2 separate regions of the Mus musculus genome follow, and region 2 is linked to region 1. The links are chromatin loops, found by intact Hi-C in ENCODE. Cell type or tissue: left cerebral cortex. All regions are shown on one strand. Each heading gives the region's core, and the rest is flanking DNA. Links, peaks and the distances in the headings are about the cores only. Region 1 has its middle 37 kb from the start of Gm34770. Region 2 has its middle 41 kb from the start of Gm39350.

Region 1 (5,378 bases), core at 252-5,251:
AGATGGGTGGGGGTGGTAGAGCTTGAAGAAGACAATTCTAGCTCTTCACCCAGGTACTCACATGTCCTAGATCTGTGATTTGGGATCACTGTCAACCTCTCGGAGCCTCAGTTTTGTTTTCTCTAAATTAGGAACAAGCGACCTGAAAGTCATAGAAACCAAGTCTAAGGAAGAGAGGGAGGAAGGAAGACAAGAACAGAGGTAGAAGAGAAAGGAGGGATGGAGAAATGAGGGAAAGAAAGATGGGACTGTAAGATAGAAGGGCTGAGGGGAAACAGGGAGGAAGGAAAGAGAGTGAGTGGGTAGCTCGCCACCAATTCACACCCAAAGTGTGAGGAGAGGAGATCTGATAGGCTGGGTGAGGAGCCCCTCCTTCAGCCTGGAAAGTTCAGAGATTTGAGCAAGCAGAGAGCTGAGGGAAAGTTGGTCAGGCTGAGGGGGAAGGGAGCAGATCTGGTCCGACTGATAGGAAATGCAGGAGTGATGAGCCTGGCAGAGGTTGCTGGTGGCCTTGGATGCTGGGCTGGCCTTTGTGTCCTAGGCAGCGGGAAGCTGAGAGGAAGACTAGACGAAGCTGAGGCCACTGTGTGGTACACTGTGTGAGGCCAGGCCACCTTTCCCAGCACAAGTCTCCCTGGCTCTGGAGAGGTGCAGACCAGGGGTCATCGACACACCCGTAGGAGTGGCCTCCTCAGACCTTTGGATTTCTAGAGTTTTCCTAACTGGGACCCCCTGGACTTTAGGAACAGCTCTTTTGCTTATGTAGTGACCTTAGGGCAGGCAGTCATCACAAAACCCCAGGGTGACTGATTGGGCCATACCTCTGAAGAATTAGAAGCAGGAAACCCAAAAAGTCAGGCCTGTGGCTCTGTTTCCCTCCCTCTTTTCTTCTGTTCCTCTCTCCTTGTCCTGCCCGTCCTCACTGGCTCTGGTTTTAAAGGACAAGTGGCTCTACATGCTCCTGTCCCGAACTCCCCCTATAGGAACCTGGGAGCGAAACTCAGCCTGGCTTGAGGGTCCCAGGAGAAGCTGATTGGCTACACAAAGCAATAGATGGGCATCAGCTATTGCTGGGAGAGGCCCCTCCATCTCCTAACCCCTCCAGTTTTGCAGCACGTTAGGATAGTCTTTAGACAACATGGCTCTTAGAGGAGGGGATACCATTTAAGGTTGTCTCTTCTGTGTAAACCCCCACGCAGAGTTATTATGTGCATGACCCAAGTGAGTTGTGAGAGGGGGTCCACACTCAAGGCAGAACTCACAGGTTTCTGTACTTCCTGGTTCAGAAGAGAGCAATGGCTTAGGAAAACTCCACAAAATCCTAGTATCTTGTGATTATAGCCAGTGAAGGCAGGGAGAGAGTCTGAGTGGAGCTCAGGAGGGGCATGGCAGGTTGGGCCTCTGCCATGGCTTCGTCTTGGGTTCTGGTCTGGACCAAGGCCAAGATTTACTTTGGTAAAGTGTTTGTCACACAGGCATGAGAATCTGAGTTTAATCCTTGGAACCCACACAAGGAACCACAGCAGCCGGACATAGTGAGGTGTGTTTCAAACACGAACTCTAGGGAACAGAGACAGGCAGATCCTGGGCTCGCTGGCCAGCTCTGAGCAAGGACTTCTGAGGAGCTCGGGCTGTTCTTTTGCTTCTCAGGTTCCTTCCTACAGCACCTGTGCGAGGAGCCCCAGAGGTTTGGCCATTCTCCCTCAGTGGGGATGAGGCTTTCTACTTTTTTTTTGGCTCATACGCTGCCTGAAACTGGGTTTCTAAGGGAGATCTTCTAGACTCAGAAGACTCTGCAAGCTTTCTCGTGCATAACGCATTCCTGAAATGGTAGAGGAGGCCAGCTGCAACTGAGGGACACGAGAAAGCATCGTACTGGGTGGGTGTGAACAACATAGGCTTCTGCTTCTATGTGGTGGCCAGCTCGTCGGGGAGAGGCTGTGACTGTGCCCAAGCATACAGCCTCTGGACCTACTTAGTCAGGATCTCAAGCCAAAGTTTGAGTCTCCCAAGCCTCAATTTTCTCATCTGTCTATTGGAACAACAATGGAGGAAGGAGAGGCCATGGTCCACAGAATTTAAAGAGACCAGGGGAGAGCAGCTGGTGCTGACAGGCTCAGCGATGCTTTGTTTTCATTACCAATTGGCTCTCCAAAGCCTCAGCCCAGCCTCGCCTACCTAATTGGCAGCTGTGTTGCATCTAAGATAAGGACCACTACTTTTGGACTCCTACCCCCAAGGTCCCCCTCTAGGATTTATCTTGGGTCTTACCTTCCCTGTGGATGCTCCTTGCAAGAGTCAGTGAACCTTATCATCCCTTTGGGGTCAGATCCATCCTCCTTTGCCACAGCTTTGCAGTGGATCTAGGAGTGAAACTCTCCCTCCCTTTGCCTCCACACTCATGTGCCCCTAGGAGGCCAGCAGGACACTCTAACACAGTCTATGTACCTCAGTGGTGGAACCTCAGTTGTGTTGTGTATCAAGTGGAGGGAGTAACACAAAGGACTTTCCTCAGTAGAGTACAGTGACATACTGCCTAGGAAGGGCTCCCTAATGGTTGGCTATTGCTGTAAATGAAAATTTCAAAATCATGCACATGCTAATGGCTGCATAAACTTCTCTTGTGTGGGTAGATGGTGATTTATTTAACCATCTCCTTGCTTTGGGGGCACTGTGGCTGTCTTTAGTTCTTTGCCGTTACAAATAATTCCACAGCGGACATCTTGTATATAAATCTTTCCATTTATTTCTGATTACTTCCTCAGAAGAGCTCCCCGAGTATTGCCTGTCTTAGAACAAAGTCCTGTCGCCCAGATTTTTCAATGATGCCCTTTGAAATGAAAGCAAAGCCTATTTTCCGTCAGAGAGAGAGAGAGAGAGAGAGAGAGAGAGAGAGAGAGAGAGAGAGAGAGAGAAAGAGAGAGACATATGGAATGGGTTAGGCGAGACTCGGTTTGGGGAAAAGGCAGAAATAGGTTCAAGATGGGATTAGACGTGTGTCAGGATGCCTGACACGGTGCCAGTTACAAAGCTTTCCTCCCAGCTCCTGGCTGGAGGAGAGGCAGGGTCTCGGTCCTCAGGGAGCGCTGATCTCTCTCTGAGACAATTTCAAGGGGCTTTGATGTTCTGAGCGTGGGAGAAACTCAAGTCGTGCGGCTAGCACTGCACTCCTCCAACCAGAAGGGGGCGGTGTGGTCTGTTTCTGTCAGCAGCGAGGCCTTGGCTTTGTTGCTAAGATTGCTCCTTAAAACTTTGGCTCATGTTTGCTATATTTCTCCTGTCTGTTTTTCTTCCCTCCCTCCCACCTTTACACTTTTCACTATCACTTAGATTGCCTTTTTTTCCCCCACCCATTCACTCAGGAGGAAGCTAACATATGCTTGCCTAGGCCAGACATCAAGACTGCTTTCAGACCCGCGCTGGATCCCAGCATGCTCAGAGACTCTGCCTCACACACATCAAACAGATTAAATACTTTTTTTTTCCTGTGAAAAATTATGACTTATTTTTATAACTTTGCTTTTGAAATTCTTTGGCTACAAGTAATTCATTTGATGTAGAATTGGCTTTGATTTCTCAGCAATTATCAGGGGGGCTCAGGAATTCTTGCAAAGTGAGAAAAATCTAACCTGCACATCGTTCTGAAACGTAATGAAATTTTTACGAATACTAAATGAAGCCCTTAATGAGGCTGATGGAAGATTTTGTTTGGGAGACATTTCATTAAAATTTTATTAATTTCCATTGTAAAGTTTCCCCTTTATGTTTCAGAGCCAATGGTTTTGGTGTGTGTGTGTGTGTGTGTGTGTGTGTGTGTGTGTGTGTGTGTTGATTTTTATCTCAAACCCTCTAGTGCCTAATGGATAGAGTGTTCTACCCAGCTTGGGACTGAAGAGTCTGCTCTTTGCACAGAGCCTCCAGGACTCCAAGAGACTGAAAAGTCAAAGCACTGTTATCATGGAATGTGTCAGAGAACCCTGAAAAAAACACCGAGGAAAAGGTGGCCAGTGTGTAACTGGAGTTCCAGCATAGAAGACCCGGTTCTCACACAGCCTTAAAAGGCTAGGCTCAGCCATTGGTCTGAATACACCATAAGACATGTAATCCTGAAAAGCAGAGAAAGATTTTATCAACTGTCTGGAAGAAGGAAGTTCAATGGCCATGAATCTGTCCTCAGGACACCTATGTGAACTTTAGATTTAAGTAGAGGAAGAACTGGACGGGGTGGGAGGGGAGGCGTGCATAACTAAGCAGTCTTGAGCAAGGTGTGGTCCTACAAAGTGGTCCAATAAATAGAGTCTATGATCTGGTCTGTGTCACCTGATCAGATACAAGGTGTGCCGTTTCCATGGTAGATATTTTTGTTTTCATCTTGTAGGTCATTCATCCTGCAGGGACTGGCCATCCCTGGAATCTAAGGTGACTGCAGGTTTAGGACAATGAGTTAGTTATCTTTGTGTTTCCAGTCTGGAAGAGGAAAGAAATAGGGTAGGTAGCCAGACACTCTCTGAGTGGGTAATGTGTCTATGAAGAGTCAATCATGAGTCTGACCAGAAATAAAAGAGGCACACACACAAAACACAACCAGAGAAGTTGGGCTTTCCTCCCGCCTCAAGGCTTGTAAGACTTGTACCTTGTAGTGAGGCTGCTTGCTCTCACTGTCAGCTTGACAGAACCTAGAGTCACCTGGGAAGAAGAAGGAATCTCAATTGAAGAGCTGCCTTGAAAGATTGGCCTATGAGGAACTGTCTTGATGGATGGTTGATGTAGACCCAGCCTACCATGGGCAGCACAATCCCTAGGCAGGTTGTCCCAGGCTATATATTACAACTGGTATTGAGTAAGCCAAGAAGTTCCTTCACGGTTTCTGCTTCAGATTCCCTCATTGATAGATTGTGAACTGGCAAACTAGAGGGGCTTTTTCCTTTTTCTTTCTTTCTTTCTTTCTTTTTTTTTTTTTTTTTTTTTTTTTTTTTTGCTTTTTACCCGAAGTGGCTTCTAAGGGCCTATTCTTCCCAAGACTAGCCCAAGTGAAATCTGAACTTTTCTAAGTGGATCGGATTGTGCAAGCAAGGGCCCAGAAAGTGTCCACATTAGAAAAGAACCTACCAGAAAACACAGCTGGCTGGCCACTTTGCTTAACCCAAGCTAAACTCCAGAGCCTTGTTCCCCGTAACCTTGCTGTTTCCTGGGAGCTCCTCTGACCTCCTGAGTCAGTCAGAACCTTTACTGCAGTGAGATTGCTTTGACTTATGCTTTTCACAGGAGACTCTGGGGGAACAGGGCCAGAGGGAAGGCCAGCGAGGGGTGGGAATTAGAGAGGGAGTGTCATCTGTCCAGGAAAAAGGCAGAGCAGAGCTACAATTGCCCCTCAAGCT
Region 2 (5,378 bases), core at 295-5,294, 140 kb after region 1:
ACATTTATATTTCCAGCTCAGACCTCTTTCCTGGACGTCAGTCGATATATCCGAACACCCACTCAACATCTTGACTTAGATGTCTAACAGGCATCACAAACTCCACAAATCCAAAGTCCCTAAGCCACCCCCTCCCCAAACCCTCTCCACCCACAGCCTCCCTACGGCACCAGTAACACCTCTAGCCTACTGCTCATCTGAAATATTTGGTGCCTCCTCCACCCTCCCCCCCCCATGTCCAATAAAGCAGCTTCAGCTGGATCCACACTCTGGCCACTGTCCCTACTTCCCTGCTAAGCCACACCACCCCCCAGTGCAAGCCACTGTCACCATATAAGGTGCCCAACATTATGAGCACATTATTTCCTGAGTCTCCCAGGTCCCATTTCTGTCACCCTACCCGCTCTCTCTAGTTGGGGGCAGGATGGCTGGCCAGTGAGCCACTAAGAATCTGCTGTTTCTGCCTCATTGATGCTCAGAGTTCAAGAGCTCACTCGCTCAGTTCGCTCACCCTCCTGCCTCACCTTTCATGTTTGTGTTGGAAATGGAACTCAGGTCCTGGCTCTTGCATGACAAGAACTTTACTCACTGAACGAGCTGTCTTCTCAGCCCCAGATCTGTTTAGTATGGAACCGCAGAGCCTTTGGAAAAATAGTTCAAGTCTCTTGTGCTCAGAACCACGCAACGATCTTCCACACCATGCAGAGCAAGGTCCCTCAAGATGGCCGACAAAGCTCTCTGTGATCTGCACATCCTCTCAGCTCCGTGCATTTGACCTTTGCCCTAGCAGCTCCGTCCTGCCCTTGAGACTGTGGGCTCCGTCTTCTGAGCTCTGCTCAGTCAGTAGATCCCAGAGCTCAGTAGATCACTCTCTCTAAACAGCTCCTCCACCACTTGTCTCCTGGACTGACAACCTCATCTCTACCATGGCTGTTCAAATTTTCTTTTGTCTGTGAAACCACCCTACACATCCCATTTTCCACTGCTGTGCACACCCTCTGAGGCATGCTCATTCCACTCTTGCCAGATCTACCTTACCTTTCATCTCTTCCCCAATTTTCAGAAAAAACAAAAGAAAACAAAACAAAAACAAAACAAAACAAAAAAACAAAACAAAACAAAACAAAAAAAACACCCAACATAGTAGACTTCGGAATTACAGTTAATGTTTTTCTATGCTCTGGAGACAAAATGAGTCTGTTCTGCCTACTGGTGGGCTCTGTGCACCATTCAGATGTCTGCCCTAGTTTGCTTCTCTGTTGCTGTGATAAAACATTGACTGAAGCAGACTTGGGGAGGAAAGGCTTTTCTTCCTCTTAAAGGTTACAGTCCATCATAGAGAGAAGCTACAGTAGGAACGCAAGGCAAGCGCTTGAAGCCGACACCACACACAGAGCACCACCATTTCCTGGCTTGCTCTCAGGCTCACAATTCAGTATCGTTCTCTTTTAGGCCAGGCCCACCTGCCTAAGGTTGGTACTGCCCCCAGTGAGCTAGGCCCTCTTATATCTCTCAGTAATCAAGAAAACTCCCCACAGACATCCCTGCAGGCCAAGCTGATGGAGGGGATTTTTCAATTTAGGCTTCCTCTTCCCAGGTATGTCAAGCTGACAACCGAGAAGCGCCATCATAGTGTCTGAGCAGACACTTAATAAAAGTGGAATGTCAAATGTTTGTCAGAGTTTGCCAGTGTGTCCAATTGGTACAACGAGGTGCGTGGCCCAGGACCAAGCAACAATGATACGAAGCCAGGAGTTCTTTGAGTTACATACAAGAGTTGTGTGAAGCTTCCCGAGGAGGGTAAAAAGAGGGCTCTTTCAAGGAACTCAGGACGGAGCTGGCAAGATGCCACCAAGCCTGACAACCTAGTTCCATCCCTTGGGATCCACATGGTAGAAGGAAAAAAATTGAATCCCTCATTGTCCTCTGACTAACACGCACGCACACATACATGCACACACACACACACACACACATGCATGCACCTACACATGCATGCACACATGCACGCACCATGACATGTATTTCCCCACACCCATACACAGTTAAATAAATAAGTATGATTTTATGGGTTTAAAAAAAAAAAGCCAAGATGAGTGGGCCTCACCAGGGTCCTCAAAGAAATAATTCTGAATACAGATGTTCAATAATAATAACAGAAATTCCCCTTTTAGTGTGTGACTCTTTTGAAGATGTGTATGCTGCCTTCCAGTGATGGACATGATGGACTTTAGGGTTCCCCATTCGTAGCTAAGAAAAGGAGGCTCAAAGAGACAGGCAGGCTTGACAAGTACATAGCTAGGAGGTGAGTGGGCCGCCACATTTGCCAAGGCTTGAATTCCCTCCCCGCTCCCATGAACTCCAGTATGACTCAGTGGCTGACAGAGGGAAGGACAAACATCAATAGCCTTGCGTAGTCAGAGCAGCTGGGGTTGTCGCTTTTCAGAAATAGCTAATCTGGAAGACTCTCCAGAGGCTGAGATCATTCCAAGAGATGCCAACTCGAATTCCTTCCTACAGTCCAGTCCCTGTTCAGGCACCCAGAACATTCTCTGGACGTTTGCAGAATGGAGTCTTTCAGTGACCTCACCAGAGGCCACCCTTCCCCTCTGTTCCCTATCCCAAAATGATGTCCCTTCCTCGAATAGTGAGCCGGCCTACTTGACTTCTGTTCTTCCCTCCCCTACCCCTTTGTGTGTATGTGCTTATGTGCAAGTGTGTATGCATGTGTGTGTGTACATGGATGACGGAGCCAGAGAACAGTTTCAGCTGCCATTCCTCAAAGGTTGTCCATCTTGTTTTCGAGACAACTCTTGCTTGGCCTGGGACTCAGCAAGTAGACTAACCTGGATGGCCAGTAAGCATCAGCACCTGCCGTCCTCCCCAGCATTTACAGAGGACCAGACTCGGGTCCCTCAAGCTTTGTAAGGCTTTACTGTCTAAACTATTTCTGCAGCTACATTTTAACTCCTCTCCTAGGAGGTTATAAACCCAATAATGGGCCTGGCAACGTAGCTCAGTGGATAAAGACACCTGCTCCAGGCCTGATGTCTTAAGTTCAATCCTGAAAACCCTGATGGTAGAAGGAGAGAACCGGCTTCCAAAAGTTGTCTTCTGACCTCCATGTGTATACCGTGGCATGTGTGTGCTGCCCCTGACACATGCATAAATTAATTAATGCAATAAAAAATTAAAGATCAATAATAATCAGAAGAGTGAGCCTGACATTTTAACTAAAACAATAGCATTGAAGGCCAAAGGGCTTCATGTTGACAAGACAGAGGCCACACTGAGCGCATTAGGCTGCCAGCAGAAGGGAGCTGTAACTGTGCCCAGCTGACAACAGCTGCATACAAAGCAGGCCATTCACACTAACAAGTTTTTTAGAATTCTATAGTGTGTAACTTGGACTCCTTGGGGTTGTTTTGTCTAAGTCCACGGATGCTGGCCCACCCTTTCGCCGGCAGGGGCTGTGGTGCCTCTAGAGTGCATTCACAGAAGTCCCCCAGAGCCGACCATCTTGGGAGGGATGCTCTTAATAAATACTACTGGAAATGCTTGCACTGCTGTGAAACTTATCATTTGGAATGCAACCCTGGGCTCTGTGTGTGTTCCGTTGTACAGTGCTGGTACTTGTTGCCTCTCTCTCTCTCTCTCACTCTCTCTCTCTCTCTCTCTCTCTCTCTCTCTCTCTCTCTCTCTCTCTCTCTGTGTGTGTGTGTGTGTGTGTGTGTATGTGTGTGTAGTGCTAAAAAAGACCCAGCCAGAGACAGGTGGTTCTCAGAGCCCCGCGGCTGAAGGGGCTCAGTCATATCCAGTCGATTCCCATGTGAGAATTCAGGGCTCAAATATGTGATCTCAAAGCTGGCACGGCAAGCCAGCATGGACACAATCCGAAGTCCACGGAGGCCTCCTTATGATTCCTGTAGAGTCAGTGATTCTCATCTAGTTGGCCTTTGCTCTGTGGTCCTCTGTGGGCCTGGTGCTCGGCTTTCATGTGCTTCTACTTGTTGCTTTGCTTGTTTGAGATGAGGTCTCAATATAGCCCAGGATAGCTTCAAATTTTCTATGTAGCTTAGGATGACCCTGAATTCCGATCCTCTTGCCTCCATCTCCCAAGTTCTGGGCTTTGAGGTGTGTGCCGCCACACATGAGGTGGATGTGGTGTGTGTGGTGCTGGGGACTGAACCCATGACTTCCTGCATGCCAGGCAAGCATACACTGAACCACATCCATTTTGCAGTGTTCAGCAGCTTCAGTCACTTTGGCACTCCCTCCGTCTCTCTTTTTCCTGGTGGGCACTCTCTCAATAGTTACACTGATAGTCGACCCTGAGCCCTTACTAAGCCATGGGCAAGGCAATCCGTGCTTCCCTGTAATGGCCGATGACTCCTCCTCCACATGCCTTCCCACCATCTCATGTCGTGTGATATGGTAATGGCCAGCCACAAGTACTATTTAGATTTAAGTCAAGGTTAACCTATATAAATAGAACTAAAACTTCAGCCCCGTTTGCATTAGTTATATTTCAGGTGGCCAGAGATAATAAGACACATGTTTTAAGAATACTGCTTCCAGCTGCCCTGGAAGAAACACTTTTCAAATCTGATTGGTCCACAGGCCAATAGTGAGTCTGGTAAAAAGATAAGAACTTTTTACTCCTAGAATAGAACTGTGCAAGCATGCTCACTATACCTTCTTTCAAACCTTCACGGGCCCAGGTTCAGAGCACTTGCCTTAAGTGTTCATCAAGCATAAGCACTGGACATGTGTGTATGTGTATATGTGTGTGTGTGTGTGTGTGAGAGTGTGAGTGTGTGAGAGAGTGTGTGAATGAGTGTGTGAGAGTGTGTGTGTGTGAGTATGTGAGAGTGTGTGAGAGTATGTGTGAGTGTGTGTGTGTGTGAGAGTATGTGAGTGTGTGTGAGTGTGTGTGTGTGTGCGCGCGCTCACTCGAGTGCATGCGTGCACGCCTGAGGGGGGGAGTTGTTGCTTGTGTGTGCCCATGTATGTGGAGGAAAGAAGACACTCCCAGATGTCACGCCTCAGGAGCCATCCACCTTACTTTTTGAGACAGGGTCTCTCACTGGCCTGGAGCTCATCAAGCAGCATAGATTGGCTGGCAGGCCAGTGAGCCCCTGGGATCTGCCTGTCTATGCCTCCCAGTTCTGGAGTTACAAACATGAGTCATTGATGCTGTGCTTGGTGTATTGGGGGAGGGTGTTGTCGTTTATTTATTTGGTTAATTTGTTGGGTTTTTTATATTTATTTTATCTATTTATTTTATATTTATTTTTATTTTATTTTACCTAAATGAATGCTTTGCCTGCATGATTATCTGTGAACCCTGTGTGTGCTCAGCGCCTGCAGAGGTCAGA

Evidence for each region. Peaks named below come from ENCODE experiments on the same cell type or tissue, not always from the same donor. Only the 100,000 strongest peaks of a DNase experiment are listed, where the experiment ranks them.
Region 2: a loop joins it to region 1, with 2.4 times the contacts of the local background. A loop is called at or near these places in 3 of 42 quality-filtered maps.

What each region holds. Positions count from the first base shown.
Region 1 is chr9:61,695,905-61,701,282 of GRCm38, reverse strand. No RefSeq gene overlaps it. Among named protein-coding and RNA genes, the nearest start is that of Gm34770, 37 kb to the right of the region's middle. In left cerebral cortex, for the core only: a CTCF peak has its summit at 3,166 (motif pointing right); DNase peaks (open chromatin) are centred at 1,866 and 3,223.
Region 2 is chr9:61,551,839-61,557,216 of GRCm38, reverse strand. No RefSeq gene overlaps it. Among named protein-coding and RNA genes, the nearest start is that of Gm39350, 41 kb to the left of the region's middle. In left cerebral cortex, for the core only: a CTCF peak has its summit at 3,422; DNase peaks (open chromatin) are centred at 1,804, 2,397 and 3,383; H3K27ac peaks cover 550 bases.